Linked DNA regions of Homo sapiens: region 2 is linked to region 1. A link is an interaction called in ENCODE POLR2A ChIA-PET data of the cell type or tissue named here. Cell type or tissue: PC-3. All regions are shown on one strand.

Region 1 (8,000 bases):
TCATTTCCCTCTTCCCTCTTTTTTCACACCACTCAGTTCTCAAATGGCTCTGACGTTACCAATGGACTTGACTTTCTTTTTTATTTATTTATTTATTCATTTATTTATTTATATATTTTTTGCGATGGAGTCTCACTCTGTCGCCCAGGCTGGAGTGCAGTGGCACAATCTCGGCTCACTGCAAGCTCCGCCTCCGGGGTTCACGCCATTCTCCTGCCTCAGCCTCCCAAGTAGCTGGGACTACAGGCGCCCGCCACCACGCCCGGCTAATTTTTGTATTTTTAGTAGAGACGGGGTTTCACCATTTTAGCCAGGATGGTCTCGATCTCCTGACCTCGTGATCCACCTGCCTCAGCCTCTCAAAGTGCTGGGATTACAGGCATGAGCCACCGTGCCCAGCCTGTACCTTGACTTTCAACCACCTTTCTGAAGGCAAGCGAAATAGGATGACTAGTAGTTTGTTGGGAATGTTTTAAAAGTTAATGAATGCAGCATCACTTGTTGACATATGCTAACTGGTTATTCCCATTGGGTATGATGATCTTCTCCTTGCTCCACTGTATGGAGCCTGCCTTTACCAACATCCTATCATGTGTAGAGGCACAGAGAATAATGGTGCCCATCCCGGAGGGCATGGAGAACCTAGCCCAGATTTATGCAAAGAAAGACATGGCCCTGAGATGTAGTTATTGAGGTGGAGCTGCAGCTACTGCATTCTTCAGGTTGGGAGAGACTCACAGAAAATGCAGGCGCCCCACGGAGTCCATATGTAATGGAAGCAAAGGTGGCTTGGCCACTGACAGGCTGTGTGACTTAGTTTAGTTAACTTCTCTTGAAGCTGCAGTCCCCACAGGTTACAAATGGTTTGGATGCCATTTTAATGTTTTGTTTTCCATGTTTTGTTTTGTTTTGTTTTACTTGTAGTCTCCCTGGAGCATGTTCTTCTAAGAGCCCACTGGTGACCCAATTAGAGCAAAGCCTCTAGGCTTTACTGAAGTACATCAATGCTAAACATTTGCAGGCAACCTGATTCAAGGCATTCATGGTGTGACATGTGGGGTTTAAGATCTTTTGTTTCTCCAGCTGGTAGAGAAAAAATAACTTCCACAAAGAAAAGGTTAGATAGCTGGTCTTGGCTCCATTAGTTTGGGGGAATGCGGACTGCTGTTCTAGCGCTTCCTGGTTCATGAGGTGAGAACTTTTCCTGCTTGTTCCCAGTAACTTCTGAAAGCTGGATGTGACTTTTCTAAAAATGGACTCTCTCTCTGCCAAAGCACACTCAGGATATTTGGACACATAGTCTCCCTTCTATGACCTATTTAATGCCATTTATTCTATGTACCTCAGGGCAGAGCCAGTTATTTATGAAGTGTAGCATGACGGAAAGTTGTCCTGAAGTGATGGGGGTATTAAGAAGTCCTTCCCTACAGGACATACTTTTAGTTATAGTGGAATTAACTCGCAAGGTAAAATTTTTCTACTTAACTCCTGTAAGTCTCAGTTTCTTATCTATAATTATAATAATTACTTACATTTATTGAGTGCTTACTGTGTGCCAGGCACTATTCAAAGCATTTTATGTGTAGTAATCTGTTTAATTCTTATGATAGCTGTATGAAGTGGGATCTGTTACTATATATAAATTAGAAATATGACACATAACCAGCTTTCAGGGGTTTTTCACAATGATCCCATAATGTAGGGCTTATGAAAACCTTGGGCATCCTTCCCACTTAATGACAGACTTGATGCAGCTCAGGTTTAAAGAATAAATTTGGATTAATGAGAGAATGAAGTACAATATGGATAGTGAAATTACCCTGTGAAAAGAAAATTTGGGTAATATAAATATTTGGCTAGAAATCAAATTTGAATTTTCTAAACAGAGCTTCCACTGACCTCTAATGAACTGGCATATTCTGAGGAAAGACGAAAGAAGTCATCCTACGCTTGCACTGGTTTCTCCTGCCTGACACCTAAACTGCAAAGTATGTCGATCACTACTTCTGATTCCCTTTCATTTTTCTATTTATTCATTCATTCAATCAATCAATCAATCAACAAATACTTATTACATACCTGCTATGTGCCAGTCCTTGGCATAAGCACTAAGTATCAATGGTGAACATTACATACTCCCTGCTCTCCTGTAGCTTAAAGCCAAACAGGGAAGACAGACACTAATCGACCTGTACATGAATAGATAACTACAGAGATTTTGCAACATGGTTTGAAGAGCATTTGAAAAATGCTTCCTGAAGAAATGAGACTTAGACTGGGAGGTAGAAAAGAAACCAGAAAGGTGTGGCAACATTAACAATATGAGAGATAGTTATAGGAGTTTGCCAGATGGAAGTTACTAATGACCTTAGTGAAAGTTTTTTTGGTGTGTCTAAGGTGGAAACCAGACTGGGAGTGCCCTAAAGAGACAATGAGTGAGAGGTGAAGAAATGGAGACAGTAATGAAATAAAAAACTCTTTTAAGACATTTAATGGTGAAAAAGAGGTGAAGGGAATATATGCTGAAGAGGGAGGGTCAGAGGACAAAAATATAAACATAGTAGTTCAGCTTTCTGTTATCTCAGCTGCCCACATCCATCTCTACTTCCAGTGAAAATAGCATAGAAAAAAAGGTACTTGTCCCAAAGTGAGTGAGTGTGCTTGAAAAAGAACCAAAACTGCACTCCTATAGGAATATTCATTTGGTAACTTTAATATATGCAAACTAATAAAAGTTCTACCATTAAAAACCCATCCTTTGGACAAGGCAGCAGCTTTATAAAATATAATATAATGACTCATTTACAATGAAACTTTACCTGTGTTTCAATTAGAAATATATTTTTAAATAATATTTTTCCAGATACACTGAACTAATACTGTATCATTAGGCTAAACACATATTGATTCAAACTTATTATCTCAAAATTCTGTTATATGAACAAATCTGTGTGCTAATGGGGCACACTAACATTCAACTAAAGTGAATTGTATAGACCCATAGCATTTCACTGGATGATTAAATTAAATGTTTAGAGAGAAAATTAAATCTTTCAAGTCACTAGCAGATTATTCTTGCCCTGAAAATCAGCTGATGCCGTTGCTGCTGTGAATAAAACAGGCATTTGTAACACGGTAAAAAACTAAAAGAATAACATGGGGATAACATTTAAAGATTTCTATTCCCCCTTGAAGCCATTTCTATCAATATAGTTTGTAGACATCTATTTTTACTGTCATCAAAAAGTCTCTCACATTCACATTAATTTTATAAGGAAGCACGTTACTATTACTACTACTTTATTTATAGAAAAAGATTACTCTGCACTGTAACTAAATTGGCTATTTTAAAACTTAAAAAATTAATAGGATTCTGTTAAGTACCTAACACTACATCCATAGTCACCTTCATCTGAAAGCCATGAAGAGACTGATTCCAGGTGTTAAATGATTGAGCCACAGAAATTGATCCAAGTATTCTGCTACTGTTTCCTTTGACATCCTCCCCTCTGGCTACTGTCTACGAAGAAAGTAATTAGAAAACAGCATGTCTAATAAACTAACAGGCAAGTCATTGTTGATCAGATATGGAAACCACATTCTAAGAAAACGAAAGGAAGCCGAGCCGCACACCTGATTTTGTTATGTGAGACCCAATGACAAAAAAAAAAAAAAAAAAAAAAACCCAGATTACAAGCTGTTCAAGTAAGTTTGGGTGCTGATTTTCTTTTTCAAAACCTGAGCAGAAGAAAAACGTCAGGGTTGTTTGGAAGCACCGAATTACAAGATCCTGAATAAGCTGCTTCATCAGACAGACAGCTAGAAAATCCTATTTGCAAAATAGCTCCCACCAGCTTCTTTTATGTCCGAAGTGAGACTCAGTTTTTGGCTAGAAGATACACTCCTGTCAGCGGTAAGGAAGAGGAATGGTGTCTCTCCCCCTTTTCAGAAACACCAATCCCTGGATGAATGGACAACAGGAGCTCAATCTCACAGACGCAGGACTGACCCGAGTACAGTCACCGTCTCTCTCCCAACCCTGAGGGACAATCCCTTTGTGGCACCTGGGGAAGAGAGTATCCAGACAGCTGGTCGGAGTCTGGCAGCGCGGGCAGCAGTGCGGCGGCCACGGCTCCCGGCGAGAAGGTGTGTAAGGTAGGCTGGGTGAAGCGCCCAGGAGCGGAGGGGACAGCGCTGCACCCTCGCTAAGTCTCGCCGCGCTGGGCGCGTATCTGGGGTCCCCAGAAGCCAGCAGAGAGAGACTTGCGACCGGGGCTGAGCAGGAAGTGGGCAGAGCCCCTTCCCCCGCTGCCGTTACCTGCAGCAGCCGAAGCGCAGCCGCTGGCTCTTGCTGGATCCGCAAGTCGGCTACCGACTGGACAGCAGCTACTGCTTCCACTGCCTGCACCTGCCGCTCAGCAGATCCCTCTTTGCACAGGGCACCCCACCCCGGGAATCCCAACGCCAGGAGCCATCCGTGGCCATGGCGGGGGCTTCTCGGCACCCGACTGGGACGCCCCGGCAGCTCCTTGTGGCGCTCGCCTGCCTGCTCTTGAGTCGCCCCGCGCTGCAGGGACGGGCATCCTCACTTGGGACCGAGCCCGACCCGGCGCTTTACCTGCCCGCCCGGGGTGCGCTTGACGGCACTCGCCCCGACGGCCCCAGCGTGCTGATTGCCAACCCTGGACTCCGGGTGCCCCTGGGTCGTTCCCTTTGGCTCGACCCGCTCCGGGATCTGGTGATTGGAGTGCAGCCGGGGGACCGGTGCGAAGTCACGGTACTGGACGCCCTGCCGCGGCTCAAGGGCGCGCTCTCCCCGCGCCGCTTCCCCTGCACCTTCGGGCCCCGCCAAGTCCAGTACACTCACTTCGGCTCCCACAGCCCCGGACGCGCCCGGGTGCTGCTGCAGCTGCGCTACGACGCCCCGACTCACACTCTGGTGCTGCCCTTCACGCTGGCGGTGGACTTGGTCTTCTCCCAGCTGGAGCTGGTGACGCGTAACAGGCCTTTGGTAGTGGAGAAGCTGCGAAGCTGGAGCCGCGCCATAGACAGGAGAGTGCTGGACTTCGCCTCCCTGAAGTCTGGAGCCACGGCCACCCGCAGGTGCCGGCTTACCCCACTTCCTCACGAGGACGGCCCCCTGCCCAAGTACGGGCGCTTGGTGGACGCGGTGGGGGCCCCTCTCCCCAGGGGCAAGGGCGTAGACTGTGAGGCTTTCCTCCGTGCTGGGGTGCGCTATCAGCACACAGCCACCTCCTCGCCCAACCGTGACTACGTGCCCATGATGGTGGAGCTGCTGGGGCCTGAGGGCCAAGACGCTGGGTCCGCGGGTGTGCTGGTCCGCGAGCACTTCCAGCTGCTCGTGAGGATCCGCGGCGGAGCCGAGAACACACCGCCCAGGCCCAGCTTCATGGCCACGATGATGATGGAGGTGGATCCACTGGTGCTGACAGCCCTGACGCCTGACGCACTGGCCGCGGAGGACGTCGAGTCAGACCCTGGTGACCTGGTGTTCAACATTCTGAACGCCCCCACTCACCCACCAGGGCACCCGGGGCAACAGGGCTACGTGGTCAGCACCGACGACCCTCTAGGGCTTCCAGTCTCCTTCTTCACCCAGCAGGAGCTGAGGGAGCTGAAGATTGCCTATCAGCCCCCTGCAGAGAACTCCCATGGGGAGCGCCTCTTTCAGCTGGAGCTGGAGGTGGTGGACGGAGACGGCGCCGCCTCAGACCCCTTTGCCTTCATGGTGACAGTGAAATCCATGAATACTCTGGTCCCAGTGGCTAGCCATAACAGGGGACTTGTGCTTTTTGAAGGTCAGTCAAGGCCCTTGTCCAGCACCCACAGCATTCCTATCAGTGATAAAGATAACCTGGAAGAGGTGAAAATGGCTGCAGTCAGGGGCTTGAGACATGGGCAGCTGGTGGTGTTTGGGGCACCTGCTGGGTGCAAGTATTTCACACCAGCGGACCTGGCAGCAGGGCGAGTGGTGTATCAGCATGATGGCAGCAACACCTACAGTGACAATATCATCTTCCGGATGGAGGACGGGCACCACCAAGTGGACTTCCTCTTTCCCCTCACCATCCTACCTGTGGATGATGAACCACCAATGGTCAATACTAACACAGGACTCTCACTCACTGAAGGGCAGGTGGTCCAGATCTCTCCCTTTGTACTGAGTGCTACTGATATTGACTCTGAGGACTCAACCATCCACTTTGTGCTGGAGAACCAGCCCCTAAAAGGAAATGAGGAAGAGCCTCAGTGGGAGTTGGCCCCTGGTTCCTCCCACTCAGGCCACTACCTGGGGGACCTGTTGCTGCAGCAGGCTGAACTACCTCTCTCAACTGAAGATGAAGACTGGCACTACATGGAAAAGGAAGGGCTTTATGAGAAAGTGGTGACTGAGTGGCTACAGAGAGACATAATGGAAGGGAGACTCTTCTACCGCCATCTTGGACCACACAGCCCTCAATCTGTAATGGTCCAGCTGGCTTTCCATGTGCAGGATGACCATGACCCACCCAATCTCTCCAAACAGCACATTTTCACCATCAAGGTCCAACCAGTGGATATACTGAGTCCACAGCTGTATCCAGGAACTACACTAGAAATGACTGTACAAGAATACCAACTCACTCACTTCCAGAAGAATTTCCTCCGATACATTGACCAGGACTCTGATGACCAGAACCTATGGTACACCCTACTGACACTCCCGACTGACACAGATGGCAACCACCAAGTCCGGGCTGGAGAAATTGTGCTCACTGATTCACCAGACACACTCATCATGCACTTTACCCAAGCCCAGGTAAATCAGCATAAAGTTGCCTACCAGCCTCCACAGAAATTGGGTATTGCACCACGGGTTGTGCAGTTTACTTACCAGGTGGAAGATGCTGCAGGCAATAGCGTGCCAGGCACATTCACATTATTCCTGCAACCTGTGGACAACCAGCCCCCAGAAGTCACCAACAGAGGCTTTGCTATCTTAGAGGGAGGCAGCTTTAACCTCAGCAGTAATGAGCTGCATGTTACAGACCCAGACACAGACATTGACCAAATTGTCTTCATATTAGTCCGGGGTCCCCAACATGGACACTTGCAGTACTTTAAAAGATGTATGGTCCCAGGGGAATCTTTCATGCAAGCTGATGTTATTAACGGGAGTGTCTCTTACCAGCATGGCAGAGACCAGACGACTACCAGTGACACTTTCCATCTGGAAGTAAGTGATGGGGTGCACCATATACCCATCACCATCCCAATTTCTGTGCATCCCAATGTGGCTAACAGAAGTCCTAGGATCTCTCTCAGAAGTAGTTCATTATTGGATGTTTCTATAGACGTACTAGAGAATAAAGCCACTGAAATTACCATGGGTGTCATCCATGGCAAAAGGAAGGATGTAGGTGACTTGATGCTGTCTTTCATTGTAAAGGACAGCCCCAAACTGGGCACTATTCTGGTAAATGGTTTGCCCACAGAACGATTCACCCAAGAGGATCTCATCAATGGGAGAGTAGCCTATGCCCACACTGCAGGTGAAGTTGGTTTTCAAAAGCAGCACGATGCCTTCAGCCTCATCCTCTCCAAAGATTCTTACCAATGGGTAGTGGGGAATAGCATAATAGAGAAAGTACAGGTACAAGTAACTGTGCTGCCTGTGGACAATGTGGGACCCAAGGTCTTCGTCGGGGAGTCCTTCATTGTCTATGAAGGTGAGAAGAACTCCTTGACCTTACAACATCTCCATGTTGAAGATGTGGACACTCATCAAGATGAACTCCTCTGCACAGTGACTAGTCAGCCAGCCTCTGGCTACCTGGAAAAGATTGCATCAGCTCCTGGTTCAAAAATGTCCCAGTCTGGTAGCCCTATCAGTGCTTTCTCCCTCAGAGATATCCAAGTGAGGCATATCAATTATGTACAGAGTATTCACAAGGGAGTAGAGCCACAAGAGGACCAATTCACCTTTTATTGCTCTGATG
Region 2 (8,000 bases), 270 kb before region 1:
CTGATCTTCTACCTTATGGTCTTCAGGTCCATTATAATATAGGTTTTAGGGTAATGAGTACATTACACCAATAGATTTGCTCACATATTTAAAGAAAAAGCATAGCCTAAACATGCATAATATTAAAAGAAACAAAGTAAAGACAGGCTATAAAAGTAAACAGGTCAGAATAAATTTTATGCATAACTACAGAAGCCACCAGCAGAGGATGCAGTCAAAGCCCTATCCTCGCTTGTCTCTGGTAACTGCTTCCCAGTCATGTCTTATCACTACCTTGTACTCGATGTAGCACAGCAAAGCAGCATTTGTCACTGACACAAGTGTATTCCAGGGCATCTAGAAAAAGGGATATGGAATTAGCTCTTTCTTCAGCAGTCATAGGTCTGAGTCTCTCTGCCTACCACTTTTCATCTATTTTACTGAAATTCAGTTTTCTGAGCAATTAAATTCTGGCTGAGAGAAATGTTTCTGCAATCCTTTTCAATATACTCACTTTCCAATGTAATCCCAAACTCTGACTGGGTTCCACATTATAAACCTAATTCCTTAAGATTTATAGTATCTTAAACTTTCTTTAATTAGACTTCCAAGTTGTAAAGGACTGAGATAATTACATTTGGAATGTTTATAACTCTCATAACTATGTGCAAAGAGATACTCTGTTATCAAAAAATGGCTAGATTAATGCCCAGTAGCTGTCAACTCATCTTTTGGGGGGTGGGGCAGCAATGCACCATACTAGTTAATTTTGAGTGGCAAGAAAATTTATTTCTTCTGAATGATTTACCAGGAATAACAGTAACACAAAAATAAAAAGGCTATACAAGTGCCAAGTAATTAAGCATGGTAATGGAATTACATCAGGCTGCCATGTGGGGTCTAGGCTTCAGCACAAGAATAGAAAATTGATTTATACTATCTAGGTGATCATGTCTTTACTTTACATATCTTCTGTTACCAATTTATAATACTTTAGTCTGCTTTTTTCCTAATATTATGCCAGCTAGAAGGCATTTGCTTTAACTTCTGTATTTGTAGTCTGTAAATGTACAGAAACTTTCTTGTCTTTCAGAGATACGTAGATAATATAAAGGATTAACTTTTCTCTACCCTGTACAAGTACTTATGTATTTGATTGATAAGTGTTTAAATTGAAAATCAGAAAATCAAGTTCTATTATCTGCCAATATTCTAAACAGAAGTTATAAAATATATTATTATGGGGATAAAAAATAGAATAGGGACCCAGTTTATAAAAGAACAGTGATTTACTATATCTCTGTTTATACATATTTTGAAGAACAGTGATTTACTATATTACTATTCATATTTAGTGTATCACTGTTCTACATACATATATATATATATCTCCTTCATGCCCTTTAGGACACTAGTACATTTGTGAGTAGAAACTTGGAAACAGAAATGATTTAAGGAAATCAGTTCTCTAGAACACACATCTCTTAAAAAGGCAATAATATCTTGGTGTCCAAGTGGCCCCAATTTAAAAATAATAGTTACTTACATGTTTTGTATTCTAATGGGTCTGCTACTCTTCCATTCTCCCACCTACCTTATCCCACAAAAGAATAGTCCATAGAGAGGTATTATGAATATGGGGGATATTTTTTCTCTTTTAATTTTTATGTTGTCTTCTAAATAAAAGGCATAAAGATTTATGTAAAATGGTAGGTGTAAACAGAATATAAAGTCAGCTCAACTGTAAGTATTAGAAGCTTCAGGATATTATTTTTCTAATTTTGAAGTTCAGAAATGTAGCAACAAAACCTCACTTGCAAGAACAGATGATCAAGTTTCAACAGATCATAGATCAGATCAAGTGAGAAAAAACATAAGATGACAACGATATCTCTATTTCCTATTCTAGAGAAATAAAGCTGAGATTTGGTCCTTAAAATCATGAAACTAAATTACAAAAATACATCTTCTCCTTTCTTCTGGTTTATTTTTCACAGGAGGGAAAAAAAGCCCTCGACTGGGAGGAATTTCTAGTGCAGAATCTGGAACCCCAGCAAGTTCTGATAGTTTCATGTGACATGATAGCATGTCACATCGTCAGGCACTCAGTGTGTTCTCGGCTTATTCACTTAGAAACCGGAGTCTGTACCAATCAAGATGTATTTCCAGCTAACCTAGGGGTTACCTTGAGTTGTTGACTGCCTGCAGCAAGAATGACAAAAACTTTTTCCAGTATTTTACAAGTATAATGTTAGACAACGTCATTTTTAAGGCAAGAACTAAATTGGAAAACTTAGCAATACACTAGAAAAAGAACGAGTTAAGAAAAAACAGAAATATGCCCTGTTAGGGTTAAGAAAACTGGCTCATATTATCCTGAATAAGATAAAGCTAATGGAAAAGTGTAAATTAGTCCAGTTAACCCTATGCTCTAGGCAAAAACAAAACAAAAACCTCTGTAAAGAGAAAACTCAGAATGTATTTCTCAAAATCCATTTGGCTCATAATGAATTTTTTCTCTTTTTATAGTAAACCAAGGAATTGTTCTAACTCAGTGAAAACTCAAAAAATAAGCTAAGAGAACAATCACACATACAAAATATTTGAATGTTAAATACATGGTGAAGATGTTTGACTTCATTTGAAGTGAGTCAAAACCTTCTTGAGAGGCAGATAACAATATGTCTTAAGACCCACTAGACTCAGTAAGTCCAGCTTTGAAATTTAAGAATGTGCACCAAGATTTAGCAAAAATTAGACGCTACCACAGTGTCCAAATAAATAAATAGAAACTTATTGAGTTCTGAAATATCCATAAAATGAAACACTCTGAAACTATTAAAAAATCATGTGAGAGAAGTTTATTGTAAAAGAAAGATATTCAAGATTAAAATAGAAATTTGACCCAACTATTTTATGTGTAATTTTTGGGTATGGCCATTTTTTTCCCAGCTTAACTGAGGGAAAATTGAAACACAAAACTCTGTATTTAAGGTGTACAACAAGGGTGTCCAATCTTCTGGCTTCCCTGGGCCACACAGGAAGAACTGTTTTGGACCACACATAAAATACACTAACACTAATGACAGCTGATGAGCTTAAAACAAAAACTGCAAAATAATCTCATAATGTTTAAAGAAAGTTTACAAACTTTCTTTGAATGTGTTGAGCCACAGTCAAAGCCTTCCTGGGCTTCATGCAGCTCATGGGCCGTGGGTTAGACAAGTTTTGTGTACAATGGGATGCTGTAACCCAGAACTGCCATTTCCCTAAGAGAAAGAGAACGAGTTATTTTTTAAATTTTTTTTTTGTTTTTTTCTCTTTCTTCCTCTGCCCCGTTCCCCACTTCCTACTTAACTCTTTAGAAATGCAATTAGAACCTCTACCTTCCCTTCACCAGACACTCCCTACAGGACAAGCTCATCTAACTGTGTGCATACCTAGAAGCCCCAGAGCCAGAAATCTCTCCCACCAGAAGATTGCCTCTAGAGACAAGAGTCAATTTACAACCTAAAGTTTGCCCACAGGAAACTCTATCCCATCTGGAGAGTATCTCCAGACCACAGCCACCTTACAGTCTAGCACTAGCTCAACCACTGGGTAGATAAGGCAACAAACCAAGTCACCTAGACCCCCAACTGCTCCTTCCCTGCCTGTCATTCATGCCAAGTTCCCCTTTAAAAGCTCTGGCTTTCTGCCCCAAAAGTGAAGCAGTGCCTTTAAAGGCAAGAGCCTGGACTTCTTTCCACAAGCTAAGCTTTGGATTAAAAAGTCACTTTCTTTATATCAGACCTCACTCTTGTAAACTGGACTCGGCAAGCATCGAGTGACTGAATCTGCAATTGAGTTACAATGCTTTGATATACGTAAATATTGTGAAGTGATATCAAGTTAGTCAACACCTCCATCACTTCACATAGTTACCTGGGCGTGTAGTGAGAACTTTTAAGGCCTGCTCTTTTAGCAGATTTCAAGGATACAATACAGAGAGTTCTCTACTTAAAATTTTTCAATTTTAAGATTGTGTAAAAGTCAGTCAGTAGAAACTGCATTTTAAGTACTCATATAACCATTCTGTTTTTCACTTTCAGTACAGTATTCAATAAATTACATGAGATATTCAGCACTTTATTACTAAATAGGCTTTGTGTTAGGTGATTTTGCCCAAGTACGCCAATATAAGCGTTCTGAGCTTATTTAAAGTAGGCTAGGCTAACCTATGATATTCTGTAGCCTAGGCGTATTAAATACATTTGTAAGTTACAACAAGCTTGTCAAAACCATGGCCCATGGGCAACATGCAGCCCAGTATGGCTTTGAATGAGGCCCAACACAAATTTGTAAATTTTCTTAAAACATTATGAGATTCTTTTGTGTGATTTTTCTTAGCTCATCAGCTTTCGTTAGTGCTAGTGTATTTTATGTGTGACCCAAGACAATCCTTCCAGCGTGGCCCAGGGAAGCCAAAAGATGGGACACCCCTGAGTTACAATATTTTCAGCTTACGTTGAGTCTGTTGGAACATAACTCCATTGTAAGTCAAGGAACATCTGTACAGTATTATTAACTATTGTCATCATGCTGCATATTAGATTCCCAGAACTTACTCATCTTGTAAGTGAAAGTTTGTACTCTTTGACCAACATGATTTGGGTGACATTACATGGCCCTAAAGAAATAATTTTAATTTCATCTTTGTAAAAAGTCAGTCATATATATAACCAAAATTTTACCTCATCCCTGGCATTCACCCCTGGAGCCTACAGAGTAAGCAATGTGGTGGGCAGAAGTAAGTCCAGACAATACAGTAAGGGAGTCTGCAATATAAAGCTAGAGTGACAAAGTACATGAGGTTTTAAATGCACACAGCATCAGAATAGGTGTGTGTATACTCATTCAATTTATTAAGAAAGAAAAAGTATCAAATAGCTAAAAAACATATTTCACATTAAAACTGCATATTCGTACAAATGGTGAAACCCTTATCTCTGCATACCAGTCACATAGAAATAAGAGAATGAAGCCAGTATCACCCTAATCGCCAAACCAGGAAAGGACATAACAAAAAAAGAAAACTACAGACCAATATCCCCAGTGAACATAGATGCAAAAATCCTCAACAAAGTATTTGCTAACCAAATACAGCAGCACATCAAAAAGATAATACACCACGATCAAGCGGGTTTCACCTCAGGGATGCAGGGATGGTCTAATGTATGCAAATCAATAAATGTGATACACTACATAACCAGAATTAAAAACAAAACCATATGATCATCTCAATAGATGCAGAAAAAGCACTTGATAAAATTTAGCATCGCTTTATGATTAAAAACTCTCAACAAACTAGGCATAGAAGGTACTTACCTCAAGTTAATAAAAGCCATATATGACAAACCCACAGGCAACATCATACTAAATGGGGAAAAGTTGAAAGTGTTTCCCCTGAGAACTGAAACAAGCCCAGGATGCCCACTTTCACCCCTTCTATTCAACATAGGACTGGAATTCCTGGTCAGAGCCATCAGTCCAGAGAAATAAAGGGCATCCAAATCAGAAAAGAAGAATTACAACCTCTATGGAAAACAGTATGGAGATTTCTTAAGAAACTAAAAGTAGATCTATCCTTCAATGCAGCAGTTCTACTACTGGGCATCTACCCAAAGGAAAAGATACCACCTTACTCCTTGCAAGAATGGCCATAATTAAAAAGTCAGAAAACAATAGATGTTGACCTGGATCTGGTGAAAGTGGAATGTTTATACACTGCTGGTGGGAATGTAAATTAGCACAACATCTATGGAAAACGGTATGGAGATTCCTTAAGAAACTAAAAGTAGATCTAACCGTTTGATCCAGAAATCTCACTACAGGGTATCTACCCAAAGGAAAAGAAATCATGATATGAAAAAGACACATGAACACATATGTCTATTGCAACCCAATTCACAATTGCAAAGATATAGAACCAATGTAAGTGTCCATCAACCAATGAGTGGATAAAGAAAATGTGGTATATACGCACCATGGAATACTACTCAGCCATAAAAGGAATGAAATGTCTTCTGCAGCAACTTGGATGGAGCTGGAGGCCATTGTTCTAGGTGAAGTAACTCAGGAATGAAAAACCAAACACTGTATGTTCTCACTTAGAAGTGGAAGCAAAGCTATGAAGTACACAAAGGCAAATAGAGTTATATAATGGACTTTGGAGACTCAGAAGCGGGAGGGTGGAAGAGGGGTGAGGGACAAAAAACTACACATTGGGTACAATGTACACAACTCGGGTGAGGAGTGCACTAAAATTTCACAATTCACCACTATGTATTTCATCCACGTAACCAAAAACCACTTGTACCCAAAAAGCTATCGAAATAAGAAAAATATAAAAACAAAAAATATACAAAATGTATTAATAAGTGAATAATTCTCTAACACAAAAGAGCGAAAGTTCTGTATACCACTAGCAGCGGTGTCCTAAAAGAAACAGGCAACTAGGATATATAGCAGTATTTGGGTGTGTGAGAGTCAAAATATCCTCATCCATAAAAGAACACCATGAATTTGAAACAAGTTACATAACTGGTTTTATATGAAGTTCTAAGTTGTCATATATAACATATGTTACATGATTATACATATAATAATAAATTGTCAATATAAATTACCAGAATTGGCCTGAGAAAAAGTGGACAAAAATGAAAAGGCTAATTATGAAAAAAGAAATTGTTAAAGGCTAACTACCAAAACTTTATAACAAACATCACACTTAACAGAGAAACTGTAGATGTATTTTTAAGACTAAGAAAAAATAATATTAGCTATGACATATGTACAATTCCTACTTAGAAGGATAAAGTCAAGACAAAGAAATAAAAATTTTAAATTATTAATATTATTTTTGATTGACAAATTGCAATTATATACATTTATGGGATACAATGTGATGTTTTGCTACATGAATACAATGTGGAATGATTAAACCAAACTAATTAATATATTCATCCCCTTGATTACCCATTATTTTTTATGGTAAGATATTTCAAATTTGTTCTTAGTTATTTTGAGACATAAATACATTATTATTGGCTATAGTCACCCTGCTGTGCAATAGATCTCAAAAACCTATTCTTCCTTTTATGTGAAACTTTGTACCCTTTGATCAACAGCTCCCCATTCCCTCCCTCCCCCACACCCTACCCTCTGGAGACAACCATCCTACCTCCTTCTTGAAGTAAAACATACATATGAAGTATTCCATTAAAATAAGAAATACACAAAATTGCAGCAAAATCAAAGGCAACTTCTATCAGCATGTAATTGGGGCCTTCAAGTAAGGTATAAAGTGTCAGATAGGTTGCTAAGTAGTGAGCATTATGAGTACAGCACCTGAGCACCCAACATATTTTTAGGACATGTTCTAATTTGTATAAGACAAGAATATTTAATTTTTAAAACTACAGTAGGAGAGAGCTTGAGAGCCCATCTTTTTGGCAATGTCAATATGATGCCTCTACTTCTGATCAGAGGCCATCTATTCTGAAAAACACCATCTGTCTTCTTCCTACTCTTCTTGTCACCCAGCCTGAACTTTCCCAGCTGCCTCATCTTCCCATCCCCTCCCTTAAGCACCCAATTTCAGGTGAAGTAAGAAAGGAAATATTTTGTTAGAGAGTTAGTGATAAGAAAGCAATTCTTTTTCTGCCCCTCTTCCTACCATATAATATATAATGATATATAGGTATCTAATATATATTCTAAAAAGCATTTCACAAAGCAACAGAACATCAAACCACAGAATTTTATAAAGCAAGGTCATTTTCTGTTTTCAAAACTATGTAGAGTGACATTTGCCAATTTGTGGAAGCCCCTCTCCACCTTGAGCCAGAGTCCTCTCCCCATTTCCAACTCTGCCTCTGCCAAAATTGAAGAGGACACCTGAGATGCTAGACAGATTTCAATCATCCTAAGTTCCACAAAGTCTTGTCCAAATCCAACATTGTTTTGCCCTTTCTAGAATA

Evidence for each region. Peaks named below come from ENCODE experiments on the same cell type or tissue, not always from the same donor. Only the 100,000 strongest peaks of a DNase experiment are listed, where the experiment ranks them.
Region 2: POLR2A ChIA-PET joins it to region 1 with 23 read pairs; 2 of 35 experiments call an interaction of 5 or more read pairs at or near these places.

The regions. Positions count from the first base shown.
Region 1 is chr4:143,697,159-143,705,158 of GRCh38, reverse strand. It overlaps FREM3 (FRAS1 related extracellular matrix 3), which reads left to right and starts at 4,484. Exons shown (of 8, transcript NM_001168235.2): 1 at 4,484-8,000. The coding sequence starts at 4,484. RefSeq lists an enhancer at 4,460-5,117. In PC-3, no CTCF peak of the experiment used is centred here; no DNase peak of the experiment used is centred here; H3K4me3 peaks cover 984 bases; H3K27me3 peaks cover 4,863 bases.
Region 2 is chr4:143,971,256-143,979,255 of GRCh38, reverse strand. LOC101927636 (a long non-coding RNA gene) reads right to left here. Exons shown (of 7, transcript NR_125886.1): 5 at 6,005-6,146. Among named protein-coding and RNA genes, the nearest start is that of GYPB, 44 kb to the left of the region's middle. In PC-3, no CTCF peak of the experiment used is centred here; no DNase peak of the experiment used is centred here.